Regions from separate parts of the Homo sapiens genome. Here region 2 is linked to region 1. Evidence: chromatin loops called from intact Hi-C (ENCODE). Cell type or tissue: CD4-positive, alpha-beta T cell. All regions are shown on one strand. Each heading gives the region's core, and the rest is flanking DNA. Links, peaks and the distances in the headings are about the cores only. Region 1 has its middle 280 kb from the start of MYT1L. Region 2 has its middle 360 kb from the start of MYT1L.

What was found. Peaks named below come from ENCODE experiments on the same cell type or tissue, not always from the same donor. Only the 100,000 strongest peaks of a DNase experiment are listed, where the experiment ranks them.
Region 2: a loop joins it to region 1, with 3 times the contacts of the local background. A loop is called at or near these places in 2 of 110 quality-filtered maps.

What each region holds. Positions count from the first base shown.
Region 1 is chr2:2,612,046-2,614,960 of GRCh38, forward strand. No RefSeq gene overlaps it. Among named protein-coding and RNA genes, the nearest start is that of MYT1L, 280 kb to the left of the region's middle. In CD4-positive, alpha-beta T cell, for the core only: no CTCF peak of the experiment used is centred there; a DNase peak (open chromatin) is centred at 1,516; H3K4me3 peaks cover 1,016 bases; H3K27ac peaks cover 682 bases.
Region 2 is chr2:2,685,800-2,688,714 of GRCh38, forward strand. No RefSeq gene overlaps it. Among named protein-coding and RNA genes, the nearest start is that of MYT1L, 360 kb to the left of the region's middle. In CD4-positive, alpha-beta T cell, for the core only: no CTCF peak of the experiment used is centred there; no DNase peak of the experiment used is centred there; H3K4me3 peaks cover 351 bases.

The sequences.
Region 1 (2,915 bases), core at 268-2,767:
CATACTAAGGAAACAACAAACCTGATTAAAAAATGGGCAAAGAACCTGAAAAGACATTTCTCAAAATAAGGCTACAAATGGCCAACAGGTGTATGAGAAAATGCTCAACATTACTAATCATCAGGGAAATGCAAATTAAAACCACAATAAAATATCACCTCATACCTGTTGTTACGATGCCTGTTATCAAAAGGGCAAGAGGTAACAAGGATATGGGAGGATGTGGGGAAAGAGAATCTTGCGTTGTTGATGGATACGTAAATTAGTGCAGCCATTATGGAATGCAGTATGGAAGCTCCTCAAGAAGTTAAGTAGAGCTGCCATATGATTCAGCATTTCACCTTCTGGCTATATACAAAGGAAATGGAATCAGTATGTCAAAGACAGACCGAACTCCCATGCTCCCTGCAGTATTATTTACAACAGCCAAGATATGGAATCCACCCAAGTACCTATCAACAGGTAAATGGATAAAGAATAGGTAGCATATATACACAATGGAATACTATTCAGCCTTAACACAATGGGGAAATCCTATCATTTGTGACAATGTGGATGACCTAGGAGGACATTAAGCTCAGTAAAATAAGCCAGAAACAGAGAGACAGATCCTGCATGACCTCAGTTTTATAGAGAATCCAAAAAAATCAAACTCATAGAAGAGAGTAGAATGGTGGTTATCCTGGCAGAGGGAAATGCAGGGAGGCATGGGGAGAGGCTGATCAAAGCATACAAAATTGTCATTAGGAGGAATAAGCTGAGGAGATCTATTGTATAACACGGTGATTATAGTTAATCATTAACTATATTAATTATATTATTAATATATTAACATGTATTGCATACTTGAAAATTGCTAAGACTACATTTTCAATGTTCGCAAGGTACACACACAAAGTATGTGAGGTAGTGGATATTGATTAGCCTGATTTATTCATTCCACAATGTATACATATATTAAAACGTCATTTTGCACACCATACACGTATTTCATTTTCATTTGTCAATCATTAAAACTAAAATTATTATTATTATTTTTTTAAAGAAAGATCCTAAACAGTTTTCTAAATATCTTTATTTTAGGTTCAGAAATAGTTTTCAGAGGCCTGGTGTTCCTCTGGGTCTTCTACCTGATGGGCTCTTTTCCTTGTTCAGCAACGTCCTTTAGGTCCCATGCTAGTTCTTTTTATTCGTGTTGTTTTCCTTTTTGTGAGTTTTTATTTTGCTTTAACTCTTCTTCAGGGAGAACTCAGTTGTCTAGGACTAGTGCCTGCCAACTGCCGCGTGGTTACATGAAGGAGCCTTGGATAGACTTGCTTCCCAGTCCTTAGCTAGAGTACAGCGTGATATGGAAGCGCCGGGCTCAGCCTCTGATTTAAGCCGCTCTGCGCACTGAGGACACCGCCCCAAACCCCATGACTCTACCCAGAATGCAAGCAAGATGGTGCCAGGGCGCACTAAATCCCCAGCATGCACTGCGACCGCCCTTAGTAGCAAGCGTAAACTACAATCCCCAGGATGCACTGCACCAGGGCTGCGCCTGCCTGGCGTCACGGGCGTGAATTACAATCCCCAGCATGCACCGGAGTAGCGGGCGTCATCAACAACCCCCTACGTGCCGCGCGCGGCCTCTAGCCCTCACCTGTGCTCTGCTTGTTCTGTGCATAAACAAGGGTCTATGAGGGTGCAGAGGGTGCTCTGAGGGGCGGGGGTGGGAGGGGCGGTGGGAGAAGACTATTCTGGCCACCAAAACGGCAGCACCGCTGCAACAGAAAAGATGCCTGCTTCTCTGGAGGGTAATGACGATGCTCTGAAGCTGACTGTGCTGCTGCAGGCATGCAAATCCTCTGACAGTTTTAAAGAGAGCACAGCACGCATTTTAAGACATGGCTCCACCAGCCTTATGGCAAGCGGAATTCTTATATAATGTGGCAATGTATGGACAGTCAGTTTTTGTTTTAGGGGGCGTCACAGATTGTGTTCACTTTGCATCTAGAACAGCTAGCCAGTGTCATTTCAATCTCTGGACGCCTTTAATTTGGGATGTGCGCATATGCATCTGTACTCTTGTGCATGTAAATCCAAGTGTGTGAGTGAGCACTTGCATTAAAAAAATAATAATAAAATAAATAAAGAGGGATTTCAAGATGGTGACAGCAGAGACTGAAGCCAAGCATAGGACCCTCCTGGCTGGGGCCCAGGTCAGTGACCAGGAGGTGGCTGTGGTGCACGACAAGGGCTACAAGTCCTTGTAAATGCAAGTGTGTGAGTACCAGTGCTCAAACATGTGCATGTATGCATATCCCCTTCTCCGGGAGAGAATCTCCTCCCGGTGGTGACATTGTTTACAGAGAAGGTTTTTACACTAGCTAGCTGAGAGGCTGTGACTACATCCATCCCCAGGCCTGAATGTCTGAACTACTAATCAGTATCCTCAGCCTGGCTCCTGCCTTCTGAGGATTTCCTCAGCCCACAGGCAGTCGTTCGAGCTGGGGCTCAGTGCTGTCTCTGTTAAGTCTCTCCAAGCCCGGCAGAAGACTCCTGAGACCACCCAGAACACGGAGCCTGTGCTAGTCAGGAAGGCTTGGGCTTTAGGGAACTGCTGTACCCCAAAGAGAGACAGCCTCCAGCTGCTTCTCTAAGACAGGCTGAGGCTCTGCACAGCTGGGAGTTGCTTGGAGGAGCAAGGGACAAGGTCGACCTCTTCTTCCTTCTTGCTCCCCAGGGTTCAGCAGGGCCACGGCATGCTTCCTAAGCTGTGTTCCTGTGGGCGCCTCCTCGGGGGTTATGTTTTTGTCGTTGATTTCAGTTTGTGTGCAAGGACAGAAGATGGAGTGCAGCAAACCTACGAAACTATCAAATCTGATATGAGCTCTAAGTAAAGCATAACTGCAAGGAGACAAGGGGAGCAGATG
Region 2 (2,915 bases), core at 142-2,641, 74 kb after region 1:
ATAATAGCAGTTGCTGTGTCTATTGAATTCTTAAATGTACCAGACATTATGTTAGTAATTCTATGTGTGTGCTATCTCCTCATTACATTAGACCTAAAAATGGGTGTTCTATTTCCATTTTGCACATAAGGAAATAGAGGGTAAGGTGTGGGCAGGTGCTGTCTCTAGGGGTAGAGTGTGGGGCAGACATTCTTTCCCTTTAAATGACTTGTTAGATTTTACATAGGGCCACAAAGATGAATACATCTCCCACTGCCTCTGAGAAGCTTATACAGATGAAAATATGTAAAACAAGGTTAAAAGTGACAAAAGACATAAGAAAGTCTGATAGAAAGGTGAAGAAAATTCAGAGAAGAAAGGATCATTCTCTACTGGGGGGATTAGGGAAGGTTGTCTAGAAAGGGGATTCGGAGAAGAGGGAAAGGGGCGAGGAGCAGAGGCTGGAAAGCACAGAGAACCCAGGCAGGCTCATTCTGATGAGATCATCGAGACACGAAGATTTGATGTTTTACATTAGCAAAATTATATATTATAACAGAATTGTCTAATCACACAAGAACACTTATAAAAACTGTGGCAGATGTATGCAGAGAGAGCACAGGAAGTGGTCACGTGAGGAGCCAAAGCCTGCAAAGGAAACAGCCGCAGCAGCCAGGAGGGACGGGATGCAGAGGAGCAGCTGGGAGGTCTAGGAAAAGGGCAGGTCAAGCTCTCCTATGTCCAGTGCAGAGACGGACCAAGCAAAACCAAGGCTGGGTTGTATCTGCTTCCTTTACCATCAAAGAGGACATCGCTGAGCTCAGGGAAACGTGGGATGAAGGAAGAACAGAAGAGGAAGGCAGAGAGGACGGCAGGGACTCCATCTGAGGGGAGATAGCAGATGAAGAGGAAGAAGATAGATGATTCTTTCAGGAAGGAAGGATGTGAAGAGAAGAAATAAGCAGCACTTGGAGCGGGCAAGGGAACCAAGAAATGTTCTTACTTTACTTTTTCTTTTTTTTTTTTTGTATTTTTTTTGGAAGAGACGGGTTTCGTCATGTTGCCCAGGCTGGTCTTGAACTCCTGAGCTCAGGGTATCCGCCCGCCTCAGCCTCCCAAAGTGCTGGGATTACAGGCTTGAGCCACCGCATGTGGCCCTGTTCTTACTTTTTAATGTGCTGTTTAAGTGGGAGAGACATAAGCACATGATGTGCCTGCAGGAAGGGGCCCAGGGTGACTGAGGTGGAGGATGCAGGAGCCAGCGTGGGCCCTGGAGAAGGCAGGAGCCAGGAGTGAGAAGAGCTGCAAGCAGGGGCCTGGCCGTGGGAAGAGGCCTCCACCTGTCACATGGAAGTCTTGCTAGGGAGAAGGAAATCATCCTTATAAACACACACCAGGGCCTGCTGGGGGATGGAGGGCGAGGTGAGGGAACTTCGAGGACAGGTCAGTGGGTGTAGCAAACCACAATGCACACGTTAACCTATGTAACAAACCTGCACGCTCTGCACATGTATCCTGGAACTTAAACTAAAAAATAAAAATAAACTATCTTCATGCATCCTTTTTCACCTGCATTTCTGATGACATAATTAGTACAGATAAATGACCCACAGTTTGATGTATCCGTCTCAGGCCCCCCACCCCCCGCACTCTGCCAACCACTCAAGCCCACAGGCCCGCCTCCCTCCTCAGCAGGCCTTCGAGAGGCCCCACCTACCTCCCAGCCTTGGAGACAGAGGCAGGATCCTGGGGGAACAAACAGCTCCTTGATGTCCTGTCACCCCCAGCTGATCAGGAGCTTATGGGAGAGAGAGTCCTCTTCAAAAAATTGTCTTTACATGGTGCATGAAAACATGCTACTGGACAAATTTTAGTAGAATAAAACTAACAATTAGCAGGAAAAATTGTTTAGATTAAAAGAGGTTATTCAGATTTTTTAGGAGTAAAACTCAAAAGAAGCTTGATATTTTAAAATATATTATTGCAACTGAAAACCTAACTATGAGAGTTAGAATTGCATGTCCTGAGGATGGACGTTTGTCAGGATTGGAGCCCAGGCTTTAAGGGGGTCCTGGCAGTCCCCTCCTGGCACTGTCACCCTGGCAGCCTCTCCTCCCCTGTGAGGGTGGATGGGACCTGCGGCTGGTTTCTACTCAGCAGAATGTGCCAGTTGCAGGGGTTAGGGACACCATGCCTGTGATCACACTGCACTACCCTGGATGCCGCCTCTCCAGGAGACTCACACTGGAGGTTCTCCTTGCTGGCTTGATGAAGCAAGAAAGACCTGCCAGCAAGGAACTGCGGATGACCTCTAGGAGCTGAGAATGACCTCGAGGAACTGAGGGTGTCCTCCAAATGATGGACAGCAAGGACCTGGGGCCAGTGATCCTGCAAACACTAGGAGATGGATTCTGCAACCACCTATGTGAGCATGGAGGTGGATTCTTTCACAGTCGAGCTTCTAGAGGGGAATGCACCCTGGTCAGCGTCTTAATTGCAGCCTTGTGAGACCAGAACCAAAGCCCCTGCTAACCTGAGCTCTGACTCCTGCCCCACAGGAACTACAAGATCATAAATACTGTTTATGCCACTGCATTGTGGTCATTTGTTACCAGCCGTGGATGACTGACAGGTGACAGGAAACCTCCTGGCAGCTCCTCTCACCTGCTTCCTCCCTATGTAGGGCCTCTCTTGACATCCCTGGCCACGAACGCAAGCCTCTTCCCAGCCCCACCACACTCACGGGGCTGATGAACTTTAGGCTGCCTGTGCTGGTTTTGGACAATTTCTCTCATTCTTCCCATTGGTGATTTGATATCCTACTTTCTCTCGGTTTCTCAGTGTGAGGGAGACCCAGACACATCACAGGTCTGTCCTTAGTGAACCGGGCACACAACTGGGGCCTGTTTCTTAGACCCCTTGCACACTCCACACTA